Regions from separate parts of the Homo sapiens genome. Here region 1 is linked to region 2. A link is a loop called in an ENCODE intact Hi-C map of the cell type or tissue named here. Cell type or tissue: heart right ventricle. All regions are shown on one strand. Links, peaks and the distances in the headings refer to the core of each region. The heading gives the core; the rest is flanking DNA.

Region 1 (7,634 bases), core at 1,131-6,130, 560 kb after region 2:
ACAAATATAATTTTTTACTCTCCCATAGCCAAGCCTTAATTATAACAATTATTGATTTTTTTTACAGCAGTTCTTTTGTGGTTGTAAAAGGCTTCATAAATATGTTATTATTTAAAATTCCTTTTTCATCTTGACATAGTCATATGTTTCTTTGCTTTTTGTACCACTGGTTTGAGTGACATCAGGAAATACTGCTTTTGCTCTAGAGAGACTGTCCTAAATTGGAGCCTTCAGAAGGAATGGCGTTCATGGCACCAAAGTGACACCCCCTTCCCACCCCCAGCAGCAGATGAAATATTTCAAAGGGGACATCTGCCACCACCAGTGAGATTTTACGGAGTACCCACACATGTAGACTCACTAAAGTGGGCATGACAGCTGAAAAATATTAAAAGTGTGTGTGTTTTTAAAAACAACTTATGGTTAGGAATTAAGAAATGACTTTTAAATAAGAACAGAATTTTTTTTTTTTTTGCAAGTGTATACTTTTTTTTTCTTTTTTCTTTTTTTTCTTTTTTTTTTTGTTGAAGACCCCACACTTGCAAAACCTTTTAGGTCATGTGTTTGCTTTACGAAACATTTGGCAAGTAATAGGTGCCATGGGAATATATCCACTCCATCTGGAATCAGCAGATCCTCCTGGTTTCACTGTACCTGAATTACCACCAGTCCCCATGGCTTACAAATGTTTTTGTTTTCTGTCTTTAATAAATTTTGGATGCAATAATTAAATGGAGGAGTCTTAGTAAAGTCAGTTCTTCCTTAACATTTTGTAAGGCAAATCTTAGGGAAGAAAGCAAATGCATATTTGCCAATTTGATGTTTACAAAAATGAAACCTGCATGGAATGGAATTACTTATTTTCTCAGAAGAGCATTTCCTTTCATAAAATGAAGCCCAGTGAATACACGTTATTTTTGACCTAGTTCCCCCCCACCCCACCCTAGTAGAAAACTTTTTAAAGGCATTTAATTTTATTTGGATAATCACAAGTTATGGGTCATGTTGTCCTAACTTTTATGTTCCTTTTAAAAATTGAACAGATATTGAAACTGGAAAGAGGATTTCGTTATCTGATCCATTTATGGTCAGAGCAAGATTGTTTCTTGCTATATATTTTTGGATTTTTAATTTTTGTCATCAACTGAGGATGGTTATATCACTTCACAAATAGCTTTCTAGATTTCCACTGCTTTAATCATTTTGTTTTGCTTTGCCTTGCTTTATTTTGCTTTATTTTATTTTATTTTATTTTATTTTATTTTATTTTATTTTATTTTAAGGGGGAGGTCATGTACAAAATCAGGCTTATAATCTCACAAATACAGCATCCCTTGTTTGATATTTGGATCTTTCTTCTTTCATTTTGGCAAGAAATACTGTGGGAATAAGTGTTTCTGCCAAGTATCAGTTATTTAAATATTTCATTATCTCACAAAATAAAAAAGAAGATGGAAAAAAATAGCTTCTTTAAGACAATTGGACAAAGACAAATTCCTGATCTATCTGAAGCCCGAGTTCTTGCCCTTTCTTTAGAACACTAGACTTTTTAGAAAGTCCCTTTTAAAAGTTTTGAAAGTATTCATACTATTAAATCCAGTTATGACAATTGAAGATAGTTTTCTAAGAAACAAATCTTGGTGTCAAAGAAAGAGCTTTCTTCCTATGTAAGCAAAAGCAAAACAAAATGGAATAGCAACAACCAAGAAAAATATAATAATAAAGTATTAACCTTAATACATTATTATTAGGAGGAAGAAAACACCGCACACACACACACACACACACACACACACACACACACACACAGGCACAATTTTTCATTGATCTTCAATAGCTCCTCTTTCTTATTACACATATCTTACTATACTTATATGTCTAATTGAAAAGACTCAAAAGACCAATAGTGATAAGAAGAACTGGGATTGTGTGTGTGTGAGAGAGAGAGAGAAAGAGAGAGCAAGCAAAAGAGAGAGAAAGCAGACTGCACAAAACCAAATATCCCGTATGGAAATTAACTATTTTTATGTGCTAAAACTTTTTGCTTAATTGCTGCAAAATACAACTTTGTATTTGGTGATGAGCTTATAAACCTGAAGATTTTGGCTGCTAAAGATAGTAAAAATCTAAGTATATCTAAATAGGTCTAGTTTTACTATTAACAATATATTATCTGATGTATCTGGCAAGAAACATTTCAGCCAGTTGTGGTGGCTCAGCCCAGAAATCCCAGCACTTTGGGAGGCCGAGTTGGGCAGATCGCCTGAGGTCAGGAGTTTGAGACCAACCTGGCCAACATGGTGAAACCCTGTCTATACTAAAAATGCAAAAATTAGCTGGGCGTGGTGGCGGGCACCTGTAATCCCTACTACTCAGGAGGTTGAGGTAGGAGAATTGCTTGAACCCAGGAGATGGAGGTTGCAGCGAGCCAAGAATGCGCCACTGCACTCCAGCCTGGGCAACAGGGCAAGACTCCATCTCAAAAAAAAAAACAAAAAAAACAAATCATTTTTAATAAAACACATTTATAGTTTGTATTTATTTCATGTACCACTTTACAATTGTGGCATCTATATCTTTATCTACAGGCTTGCCAAAACATAACTTAAAAAAAAAGTAAAAGAAAGAATACATTTTGCAAATGGAATCTTATAAGAATATTGCCTATAATGGTGAGGCATTTAAGATTGCTTCTTTTGGATCGAATTCCAGGGACTAATTATTGATAGTTTCAGAATGTCCTTGCTTTTAATCCATGTCAGCCATCTGACAAATCCTTAACGTGTATATAAAGGAAGCATATTGTCAATTTCCAGTATATTATTATTTAATTATATTTTAATTTCCTAATGACAGATGGAATCCCTTTATATGCCAGCCTGTTGCTCTATGCTTCAGCTTAAATTCCTATGTTAAAATAAAGTGAATTCTTCTATTTCAGTCTAGAACAATAGTTTTCTGAACGAAGGGGATTGAGCCTGAGAAGCTGGAAATATTCAAAACACTTCTGCACAAAATTCCGTATATGCCATTGGATATAATTTGAATATCAGTAACTTACACATCAGAGCTATGTCAAATATAAAGCTCTAATTTTAGGCCAGGTGCGGTGGCTTATGCCTGTAATCCCAGCACTTTGGGAGGCCAAGGCAGGAGGATTACCTGAGGTCAGGAGTTCAAGACCAGCCTGGCCAAGATGGTGAAACCCTGTCTCTACTAAAAATACAAAAATCAGCCAGGCATGTTGGTGGGTGCCTGTGATCCCAGCTACTTGAGAGGCTGAGGCAGAGAATTGCTTGAACCCAGGAGGCAGTGGTTGCAGTGAGCCAAGATCACGCCATGCACTCTAGCCTGGGGGACAGAGCTAGACTTCATCTCAAAAAAAAAAAAAAAAAGGTCTAATTTTAGTGGTTGGAAAATCATATTTTAGACATTGTTTTTTAGACATTTTTATTTAAAAGCTTTCAATAGCTTACCCTTTCAATAGCTTACCCTTTTACTTTTTATATAACATGTCTCTATTTTTAAAATATAAAAGGAATACTCTTTTTTCTTGTCTTTGAAAACAAATTAAGGAATAAAAGATTCCTTTCGGCATAAATACGCATTATTAGACTTAGGAGAAAAATGTAAGGTTAAGTATAGTACCAAATTTTTAGTTCAAGATGTTTTGTTTGTTTGAGACAGGATCTCGCTCTGTTGCCGAGGCTGGAGTGCAGTGGTGTGATCACAGCTCACTGCAGCCTCGACCTCCTGGGCTCAAGTGATCCTCCGGCCTTAGCCCAGCAAGTAGCTGAAACAAGAGGTGTGTACCACCATGCCTGGTTAATTTTTATAGAGACAGTTTCACCGTGTTGTCCAGGCTGGTCTTGAATTCCTGGTCTCAAGCAATCTACCCTCCTCGACTTCCTAAAGTGCTGGGACTACAAGAGTCAGCCACCATGATCACTTTTCATACCTGAAAAGATTTTGCTTATTAGACCGCCTGTTATGCATATAACTTTATTCAGTAGCAATTTTTTTACTTTTATTATTATTTTTAGTGGACATATAATGATTCTATGTATTTATGGGGTACAGTGTGATATTTCAATACATGTATGCAATATGTAAGCTCAAATCAGGGTAATTAGCATAGCCATCACCTCAAACATTATTATTTCTTTGTTTTCTTGGAAACACTTGAAACCTACTCTTCTAGGTATTTGAAAATATACAATAAATTGTTGATTATAGTGACCCGATAGTCCCATAAAACATTAGCACGTATTCCTCCTATCCAGCTGGAGCTCCTCATCGGTTAACCAATCTCTGGCTATCCCTCTCTTTCCTCTACTTTTGCCTGCCTCTGATAACTACTATTCTACTGTCTACTTCTATGGAATCTACATTTTTAGCTTCTGCATATGAGTGAGAACATGTGTTGCTTCTAAAGATGAAAAAAATGCGAGTATATTAGAGATTATAGAACAGACTCAACCCTTATAATACCTGTGACTTTAGCTTATACTTACAGGATTTTCTTCTCAACAATTATTTATGGGGACAATCCTATGAAACCCAGTTATGGTAAAACTCCAGTTTGTACGTTTTCATATGCTAAGGATCAGGGGAAACCTTGGGCAAGATTACACTCCACAAATCTTAGATGACACAAAATATTAAGTTATGAAAATTATATATATATGTTATATATGTTATATATCTTATATATACATATGTTATATATACATGTTATATATATATAAAAGTGCATCTGACTTTATTCATAAAACAGGTTTAGTTATTTGTAAATCTTTAAAAATAGCTTATTCTCTGGTATTATGACCCAGAAGATCTTCCATGAAATAAGTAAATTTTGAGACATTCTCCTTCTATGAGTTATGGTTTTAGTAACTAATGAATTATCTCCTTGTCTGGGATGTCTTAGTTTAGTCACACACACACACACACACAGACACACACACACACACACAAACTTGGTATCTTTTTAAAAAAATTTATGTTGGTCAAGGCATTTAAAATGTGGGATATGGGAAGAGATGGATATAACATTTTGAGGCCTGAAAAGTATGAAGTTTTGGAACCTCCCCCTCCCCTGAGAAGAAGAATGCAAAATTATAAATATAAAAATAGGTACAGGATCTTGGAGGCTATCTTTGCTAGTGAGGTGCCGAGATGCTGAAGCTTAAAGATTAAGGCCTTTCCGTGAAGCTTCAGATTCTTTTCTCATCTCCTTTTTTCCTCCTGCACTTTATTCCCAAGGGGAAGAATTAACGTTGATGGTCAAAGACATTTATAATGCTAATGTGTTAATGTACTAGTCTATCTATCTGTGTCTCACTCCCTCTCTCTCATCATTTCTCACTCACTCTCTTGCTCTCCCTCAAACTCAGTTGTCTTTTTGTAGATTTTTAAAAATCATACCTTCCTTTTCCTGCAGTTTTAGGTTGGGATATATCTTGAGAAGACCTGGGGTGGGACAACTATGGTTTTTATTGAATAAGAAACTTTTACTTTCCCCTTTCTCCCTTGAGGTACTTTTCTTTGTACTCATTATTCCTTGTCATTGGGGTTTTTAGATATAGGAGACTAAGACTCTTTTAGGTATAGAGTTTAGGTCAAATGTCTCAAACCCAAAGCCAGGAGTGTGATGAGAATGCAGAAAATAGACCTGGAGTAAGAGAAAAAATGAGCGACAGAGGCTGGAATGTTTGCCTTCTGGTCAGAGCAGCCCAGATGTTCCCCGATAGGCAGTTGATTCTAGCGGTGCAGATCTTTGTTTTCTGTCCCCAGAAAAAGAAGCAGTGAGGCTTTGAAAATAAGAGACCAGCTAATTTTTAATGTTTGCAAGCAATTTAGTACGTCTAACAATACACTGACAGCCAAAACCTATATGAGCCTGTTGCAGTGAATGGTCATCAATTTGTAATCTAAAATCTATAGGCAAAGGGGAAAATGGGATTGTCAGTGGATTTGGGCTGCTTAATTCTGTCTATAGCTTAGGGAAAAGGAATCTCCTTATGGCCAGCATAGGTGTTCAGGGCTTTTGTCTACTACTTCTGAGGAATGAAGAACATGTATTCGCTTAGCCACAGCCACTGCACATATATATCTTCTGGAGAGATCTCAGGTGAAGTGAAGATGGAGATAGGACTGAGAGGAAGTGGCTGGTGGTAGGACAATATTCAGGCATTCATGATCTTAGATTTCTAATAAAATACCATTTCAATTCTACCTTACAGGGTATTAACTGCCTGTACTTTCTCTTTAGGAGATTTCTGCAGCTTATTCTTGGGATTTAATTTATAGAAACTATTTCTTAACCCTGTAGCTGAGGGATTTTATGGTTTCCAGTACATCCAGGACTGCCATGCTATTGAGGATTTTCATATTCCCACATTAAATGTAGAGAGGAGCCCGATTATACAGAATGCTTTTCCTGTCATTTGGCCTCTTGACATTTCCCGTATGTTCTATAACTGAGCCTGGCAGGGATTTTGTACGTAGTTTAAATCACTTAAAAAAAAGCAGGTCTGGAATCTCATTTCCTTTTTTCTCTAGGGAACATCCATGTTCTAAATTGACATCAACACATGATAGAAATTGGTCACTCCCTGATATAGTCTTTCAGGAATTTTTGCTATTTTAAGGCCTATTATTATTTCCAGCAGTTGCTACTTCATAATTCAGCAAAATACAGTCATCCAGAACTGTCTGACATATCAGTAGTTCTGTTCCTGGCCTTAACTCCCTGGTAGCTAGCCCTGCCACTTAACACAGACATGATAGGGGGCAAGAGCTTATGGGCTTTGAGTCTAAGAAAAAATGTAGTCCAATCTGTTTCCACTCCTCTCTCTTTACTTTTCCTAGGAATCTAGGTTTGTTTGGTAACTCTCAGCAGCCTTATCTGAATGGAGTCAATCAAGTTTTTAGACTGCATCCTGCCTCTGCCAGTCTAACTGCATCTGCAACAATTTTTTTGTGTGTGCAAAATGAGGGGTGAGAACAGTGAAGACAGTGAAGAAGAGAACAGACAAAGAAAACTCACAGGGTTTTTTGCAAGATACAAAATAATAACAGAGAATATAGGCAAGAGACACATATGAGACTATAAGAAGAAATCAATAGGGAGGAGTTAGAAAAAAATGTATGCTCAATTACAATATTTTTGCTCCTTCCTAACTTCTAAAGAGCATTTGAGTGTTTTGCAGAATTTCTTCAATTCTACATGAGGGTACTTAGTGGAATAAGTTTTGTTTGTTTGTTTGTTTGTTTGTTTTTGAGATGGAGTGTGGCTCTTGTTGCCCAGGCTGGAGTGCAATGGCATGATCTCGGCTCACTGTAACCTCCGTCTCCTGGGTTCAAGCAATTCTTCTGCCTCAGCCTCCTGAGTAGCTGGAATTACAGGTGCCCACCATCACCTTTCTTTAGAAAGAATTTAAATTTTTAAATTCTTAAAATTTTGTATTTTTAGTGGAGACTGAGTTTTGCCATGTTGGCCAGGCTGGTCTCGAACCCCTAACTTCACATGATCTGCCTGCCTCGGCCTCCCAAAGTGCTGGGATTACAGACATGAGCCACTGCGCCCCGCCTGAGTATTTTTTTTATTACTTATTTATGTTCATTATGCT
Region 2 (7,634 bases), core at 1,162-6,161:
CCGCGCTCGGACCCCCGGGTGCCTGACGCTCACTTTGCCCGGCACTTCCCCAACACCCCCCGGTCCAGCCGCCGCGCGCGCCGGGCTCCGGCGCCGGCCGCGGAGGGAGGCTCGCCCTAGAGCCCTGGGCGCCGCCGCCGCCGCCGCCTCGGTTCCTTTTCCCTTTCCCCCTCCTTCTCCCTGGGTCTCGAGCCGCGTAGTGGCCCGGAAAAGTTTGGTTCGGGCTGCTTCTTACCGTTTTTCCTCCTGGGATTGGCTTGTTTGCGCCTCTTGCACCGGGGGCCATCCGCCATGATCGGCTGCTTCATTGATAAGAGCGGATCAGATGGCAGTTCGCATGGACTCGGCGCCCTGCTTCGGCAGCACGCAGGCTCGATCTAGCAACCAAACACAGCGACAATGTGGGCATCGCCCGCGCCCATTGAAACGCGCGCGGGCCGCCCAGGGGAGCCGGGCCAGGGCCCCGGCGAGCACCCATCCGCGCCCCCCAACGCCAAAGCGAAACTTCGGCGGCCCCCTCCCCGCCCCCCACCCCCAGCCTTGGCCCCGAGGCGCTTTGTGTTTGTTACTGTTTGGTGTGTTGCACCCGCGAGGGGATCAGAGAGACAAGAATTACATCTTCAAAATGAGTCATAACTCCTGACCGTATGAGGGAATGCACACGGCGGTACAGTAAGACCGCTTGACTCAGGGCTAGGCGGACCCTTTCCTTCGAAAAGTCCTCAGCCCCCGGCTCGGGAACTTGGGGTGAGGCGAGGTTTTCTTTTCGTTCTCATCTTTTCTCATCCCCCCACCCCCCAATTCCCAGAGGAAACAAACAAACAAACAACGCGAAACAGCCCCTGGATGAAGCACACTCGGGCAAATTGATAATAGTAATTATAGGAAGCCCACTCGCCCAGCGCCCCCTCCCCTCCCCTTTTGGAGTTTATCGAGGCACTGTCTCTTCCTCCCCCCACCCTCGCCCCCAAATTAAGATTTCCCGTTTTACGCCGCAATGATAAATATAATTATAAGCCTCTTTGGACACTGTCCTTTACCCCACCCCCCCTCGCCACTTTGACAATATTTACTTAAGTATTTCCCCCCACCTCACTCACACACATGCTCCCCCACACTGGTTCCCTTAAATAGTTCCAGTAGAATTTTTTTTTTCCCTTAAGAAAGGAAAGAGAAAGTCCAACCACTACGGCAATACTTTTAAGCTCTACTAAATGATCGTATCCTTTCTGGCTTCGAAACTTTTGTACCTAAAAATCGAGAGAGGCGCTGCATTTTTTCAGTTGAAACTGTCAAAACTTGGAGAAGGGGGACCTCGGAGGCAGGCAGGAGAGGAGGAGAATCCTGAAAACTCGGTGGAGGTTGGGAAGATGCTGTGCCTCGAGGATTAGTTTAAACAGGGGGCTATAAAAGATGTAACAGATGCAAACTGTAACACAAGGGCCATTAACCCTTTCTCTGCCGGGCACACTCAGTCCCCACGCCCCACACCTATTGTCTCCTGTGCTAGAAGCTTTGCAGAAAACCTGGAAAGTGAGTATCAGTTTCCACACATTTGCTGAGAGGGGTGAAGGGAGGGGGGCAGAGAGAAGGGGAAGTGGATATTTTAGAAAGCACCTTAAATTTACCTAGGCATACATAGTAGGAGACTTTTAAGTTTGACATATTTTATCATTTCTTTCCTTGTCCTATTGATTTGAAATTGTTAGGGGAAATCCTGAAATAAAGAAATGGTCACACAAGTGTCTGGGATGAAACAGCTGGCCTGTCTATATTCATCCTGAGACACACGACTGCATATAAATACATGTTTAATAAAGTAAGTTGCTAGTTTTATGGGCATGTGTGTGTGTGAGAGAGAGAGACAGGGCATTTGTGCTGTAAACTTTATCTTTGCCTGTTACTCCTAAGTCTGGAGTTAGTAATCTTGCCTTCATCATTACAGGGGGAGCATGTAAAATATATCAGTAGGTGGGAGATAAACACATTCATGTTAGCCGGGCTCATCACTGTTCCTGGGAACTCCTGCTATCTCTCTCTCGACTTTTCAGTGCCAAAGTATGGAATGGGATATATGTGTGTATGTGTCTTCTATTAAATCCATGTCTATATTACTTTGCCACTAAAAATACAATTTTAAAAGTTATCCTAATTTAAAACCCTGATATCCTGACAGCAGTTTTCTTCCCAGCTGTAGTGCCCCCCCCTCCACTTTGGTAAACGACTCAAGTTCCATGAGGACTTTCACTTCTTTATTTATAATCACAGAAGTGAGGTGTTACTTCACACACATACACACACAAAGAATGAAATAAAGAAATGAAACTCGCTAAGCAGACAAAAACAGACAACTTTCTGCTTAGAAAACAGCCTTCTCGGTGGGAGAGGATGAACTGCCATGTCTAAGAGAAAGACTTGCCCCCGAATTTGTAGGTCTGTAACTGACCAAGTTTTGTAATTATTAACAGGTATTTGCCAAGTCCTAATTGCTGAATATAATGAATTGGAACTAGATGCGAAAATAGAGCAGGACCTCTCCCCTTGATGAGTTTTTATTCCAGCCATATAATTCTCAATAAAACTTTTCCTGGGCTGGATAGCAAAGGACACCTTTGGTTACCTGAATGAACAGGTACAGGGGAAATTATTTGGGGGAGGGAAAAAGGAGAGAAAAGCAAGGAGAGAGAGTGTGAGTGTAAGAGAAAGCGAAGAAGCCACTCTTGAGAAAAGCTTGCCATAAAGGAGCTAAACCCACCTGAAATTCCTACCCACGGACACCCCTTCTCACTTCAGACTCACATCCCCACTCAAAATGAGAAAATTAGAAAAGGAGGATGGAGGACGAGCACACCAAAAAGGGATAAAAAGAGAGAAAAGGGGAGGAAAAAAAACCTACCTGCGAAGTCTTGTTTGTAGTTTTGGCCAGAAATGGTGAGAAGAAAAAGCATGAAGAAGCCGCGAAGTGTGGGGGAGAAAAAGGTGGAAGCGAAGAAACAGCTCCCGGAGCAAACTGTACAAAAACCTCGCCAAGAGTGTCGGGAGGCAGGACCGTTATTCCTGCAGAGCAGGTTAGAACTGATCTCTTTCGGCCACTCCAGGAAACACAAACCTGGGGACGGACTGACGTGTTACGCCTCTTCTAATGACATTTTTTTCTTTTTCTTTTCTGTAGGAGAGAGACGAGAGACCCTGAAACACGCGCCACCTATCTTTGTGGGGAGGGATAATTGAAGCGCCCTGAGCGTGAGCATCATGTGAAAACGTGATCGCCAAGTTTCTCTCTGGGAAAGGATCTGGGATAGATTATACCTTGAAGTCTCCGCAAACGCTTTAGTGGAAGAAATGAAATTCCACCTCCCTCCCTTCCTCCTCTCCCTCCCTTTCGCCTTCGCCTCCCTCCCCCCTCCCTCCCTTCTCCCCCCCTCCACCCCCCCCTCCCCGCCCGTCAAGCCTTTGGCATCATTATCCTCATCACTAAATCCTACAGAGTACAGGGCGGAAAACGGTGCACACCATTCACAGAACTGGAGAACTCCAAGGGGCGAAAGTTAAAGGGAAAGATCCCGGGTCCTCAATCCAGATAGTCTCTTCTTATACAGATATCTCTAATGACCAGATTTGAGATGCACATCAAATTGTGTAGGTATCTCAGTACAGCTTCTGGAACAAAGTTCTCTGCCCTTTCTCTTATTGTTATTTTTTTCTTTTTAGGTACCAGAGCCAGAAAAAAAAATGCTGCATGGGAGCTGCATCTTAGGGCATGTGTATTAGGGTGTGTGCATGATGAATTTCTGGACTGGATCCCAATATTAAAAAGTAGTTTGGCATTTTAATAAAGGGTCTCTAAGTAAATTAAAATAGAACACTCGGTTGGCCGATCTCTGAATCTCTCTACACCTCGGGGAGACCTCACTACAAAGTAAGGGAGAGTGTGTAGGGAGGCAGGAGGAGAAACGAGAAAGGCCATAGAGAAACTTAGCAGGGAAGGGAGAGCATGATATTAAACGGCATGGGGTCTAAGTTTTGGAGTATATATTTTTTGATATTACAATTAAAGTAAGATTAAAAAGAAAAGACTCCACCTTTGCTCTGAAGGGATTGGTTATGCAAATATGGAAGGGATTTCCTGGAGAATACAGCTTTCTACTGTATGGTTAATTAAATAATCACTCAAAAGCTTCCAACGTGACGCTTCTGTCGTAATCCAATCAGGTTACATAGGTCCTAAACAAGAAAGATATTTTCCACATCTGGAAGTCAGCAATTTAGCAAGTACTGCACATTATTAACCAATTCAGAGCCCACTTCCCAGGGGAATTTTTTTGAAGTTTAAGTGTTCTTAACCAATGCTCTGCTGTTTTGTTAATCAAAAAGCTGGTTTACACTGCACATAATTGGAACTAATATAGAAGTAAATAAAGACAGCCAAATTTGAGGATGCTGAGCACAGGCATTTATCGGAAAAGGAAGAAATCTCCTATCCTCGGATGGTTCAGGCTCAATTTCTTAAATAACTGTGAGACTTTTTTTTTTTTCCTAAAGAGTGAAAGTGCTTGAGAACCTCAGAGCACAAATAAACTTCTAGCCTCACAGCATTTAGGATTCTTCGGAAAGGTAAAGGTGGAGGTGTTAAGAGGACCAGAGAGCTGCCTCACACCAATTTTTAAGCTTTAATATTGTTAAATATGTTACACCCTCCTGTTTCCAGTCTGATGAAATCTGAAACAAATAATACCCTGATCCAACACTATATTAAGATAAACTGCTTTGAACTGTGCTTTGAATGTGTGCCTAAAGCAAGACTTTGAATGCAAGAGTCACTGGCAATTGCACTCAAAGGAGGGACAAGCCACCACATGGGTTGCCACATCCACACTCCCAGAGGTATACGTCTTTGTATTTTGTATTTTTTTTTGCGGGGCGGGGGAGTGGGGTGGGGGTGGTTAATAGCTACCTAGCACGACCACAGCTAGATCTTGTTCTAGGATGCAAGAAAGTAGATTTTCACAGTTGGTTACTCACCTCTTTCCTAATTTAAGTATTTATTATAATGAAAATAGCTGCTGGATAAATTAACTCTCTCCCCCCACCCCATCACAGATAAAGTGTCTATAGAAGAAAGGCATTCAGGATCTTCAGCTTAAAAATTATTAATAAATAAAATCAAAGATTTTCAACATGGGTCAGGCACATTCTTAATTTTATATTTTACATTTCTTTCATTATTATATATCTATACTAAATATATGTGTGACTTATCAAGTTCCTCTTCTGAGATTTAGCACCACTGTTCATGTCCATTTTTCTTCCTCTTCCTTTTTTTCCTCTTTTTTAATTTAAAAGATTGGAATCCAGCTTTCTCTAGACGTTTGCTTTACAGCCACCCTTCCACCACTCCTAAGGAAGAAGGAGCCCTTTGCATAGAGTTATTACAGGCAAGACTCCTCTTCAGGCACCCAGGTAGCCATTGGAGGCTTACAGACCAGACACACACACAAGCATAACCTCAGGTCAAAGGATCCAATCGAATAGCTAACAAAACACTTGTCTTTATTATGTATATTAAATGTCAGGTTACTTAGGATCTGACTTAAAAAAAAAAAAAAAAACCCTAAGTATTTCCATTAAAAACACCTAATCATCTGATTACCCTGGACTCAGGAATTGCTCAAGTGGCAGGAGGCAGTCCCCAACATTTATCACTGGGAGTTCCGACTAGCCAGTATTTGATTTGGGGTGAAAAAGCAGTCTTCCAGGTTCCCATGAAGGTAGATATTTGGATGGTGGCACGGGAAGGGTCTCCGCGAGGGGTGAGCGCTGCGGCTAGGTTGCCTTGCCCCTGGTTCCTGACTGGCACGCCCCTCCCCAGGCATTTGGCCGAGAGAGTTCCCAACGTGGCAGAGGTGATGGGGTCGGGAGGAAGCCGGAATATAAATTTGTTCCGAACACTCCCTCAGTCCGAGGGCCAGTTCGGGGACAATGGGGATCGTGGGATCAGGAGGATGCAGGAGCACAGGACGCAGAGAAAAGTCGAGAGAGGACTGGGGGCTGCTGGCTTTCGGCTCCTCACACAGCAAAATAAGTCCTGCAAATGAATCTCTCCTTCTCTGTCTTCCCCATTAATAATCCACTTCGAGATTAGCGCAGACGAAAGAGATTAAAACAACAGATACACGGAAATGTGAAATAATATTGCAATCAACATTGAAGGGGGAAAAATAATTCTTTGGGGTTTCCATGGGCAAAACAAACTACCTCCCTCAGGATTCCCTCCACCCAGGCAGGGTGAGAAGGATGCACTTTTGTTTTCCAATTCCCTCCAGCCAGGACCTGGTGCCTGTCCCCCCATTCACCTCTCAGTCTGTCAATTTCCTCAACTTTCACAGCCGCTCCCCCCTCCCCCCGCTCAGCTTGGCGGCCCAGATGCCCGAAGAGATACAATGTTTCTGCCCTTGAACACACAGGCTGTAGAAGGAATTCGAATTTGGCCACAGCTAATGATTTTTTTTAAAGCAAATTCTGTTTATTTTGTACCATGTGGAGAAAATAAAAAAAGGAACCTATTCTCGTTTTGAAATGAAACTGATCTTTCATCTAGAGGAATTATTCGACCTTGTGTTGTGACTCAGGAGGTGGGCAACTTCTTTTGGAGTTGCAAGCAAAGGGTGATAAAGGGGACCCCTGGACTGGGTGTGTGTGGAGGAGGTGGGGGGCGGCAGGGGTCCAAGCCAAGCCAAACGGTTTTCTCACGTGCAGACTCGCAATCCAATCCATTCGGAGTTGAGCCTAGGATAGGAGGGGAAAGTCTATTAAAAAAAAAAAAAATCAGGAGCATCTCTCTGAGAAGCCCTTTCAAACAAAACCAAAACAGGACCAGAGAAGCTCAGACCGTCCCTAACATCCCTGCTGCGAGACCCGCAGGCTGTGGAATCTCGCACGTCACCTGGCCCCAGCAGGGCGGCCAGCTGAGGGGTTGATTTTATTTTATTTTTTTGAAGTAAAGGCTGAATCTCGGCTTCAGGGCTTTTGCCAACGTCTCCACTGACAGGAACCAGCAAACTTCAGGACCCAAATGAGCATCTTAATTTATTGATGCTAAACAGGTCTGGTTGTTGTCCCCAATTTTCCGCGCGCTCTGCCACTCCCCCCCCCACACACCCCGCCCCAACCCCCGCCGCCAGCTTCGGTCCCTGCATTTGATCTCCAGGAAGGGCCCCGCTGCACAGGCGGAGGAGCGCGTCGCGGGGGGGGGCGGTGTTCGGCCCCCTCCCACCAGACCGCCCTCCCCCAGACCTGTCCCCGCCCGGGATCCTGCGACCCCCGCCCGCCGCCCGGTCAGCTGACCTGGCTCGCTCGCCTGCTCCCCGCCCGCCGCCCTGTTTCCGGTCCCCGGGGTCCGCGAGCCGCGCTCCGAGCGGGCGCAGCCGCGGCCGGGAGGTGATGCCGGGGGCTGATTACCATGAGAAAGGCTGTGCCTGGAAAAGCCTCCTCCACGCGACTGTCAATCTCACTAAGGCTTGGGGGGCGGGGAGCGGGGGGGGGGACGGAAAGGGGCCCTGTAGGAGTCACCAGAAAACTTGGAGTAAGTTGGATGCGACGCAGGCCCGAGGAGGTGGCTTTCGCCTCAACTTGGA

What was found. Hi-C counts contacts between places; a loop is a spot of excess contacts. Peaks named below come from ENCODE experiments on the same cell type or tissue, not always from the same donor. Only the 100,000 strongest peaks of a DNase experiment are listed, where the experiment ranks them.
Region 1: it touches region 2 in a loop (6-fold over the local background); 3 of 110 quality-filtered maps call a loop at or near these places.

What each region holds. Positions count from the first base shown.
Region 1 is chr2:145,079,207-145,086,840 of GRCh38, forward strand. All of the region lies in intron 3 of LOC100505498 (a long non-coding RNA gene), which reads left to right. Among named protein-coding and RNA genes, the nearest start is that of LINC01966, 200 kb to the left of the region's middle. In heart right ventricle, for the core only: no CTCF peak of the experiment used is centred there; no DNase peak of the experiment used is centred there; H3K27ac peaks cover 1,799 bases.
Region 2 is chr2:144,517,043-144,524,676 of GRCh38, forward strand. ZEB2 (zinc finger E-box binding homeobox 2) reads right to left here and starts at 3,077. Exons shown (of 10, transcript NM_014795.4): 1 at 2,897-3,077; 2 at 236-377. The coding sequence starts at 308. It overlaps ZEB2-AS1 (ZEB2 antisense RNA 1), which reads left to right and starts at 2,572. Exons shown (of 4, transcript NR_040248.2): 1 at 2,572-2,632; 2 at 2,917-3,068; 3 at 3,173-3,243; 4 at 3,712-3,857. LINC01412 (long intergenic non-protein coding RNA 1412) reads left to right here and starts at 4,826. Exons shown (of 3, transcript NR_110570.1): 1 at 4,826-4,884. It overlaps LINC02993 (long intergenic non-protein coding RNA 2993), which reads right to left and starts at 7,402. Exons shown (of 2, transcript NR_136320.1): 1 at 7,345-7,402; 2 at 6,502-6,786. RefSeq lists an enhancer at 306-807. In heart right ventricle, for the core only: a CTCF peak has its summit at 3,202; DNase peaks (open chromatin) are centred at 1,449 and 3,209; H3K4me3 peaks cover 4,858 bases; H3K27ac peaks cover 5,000 bases.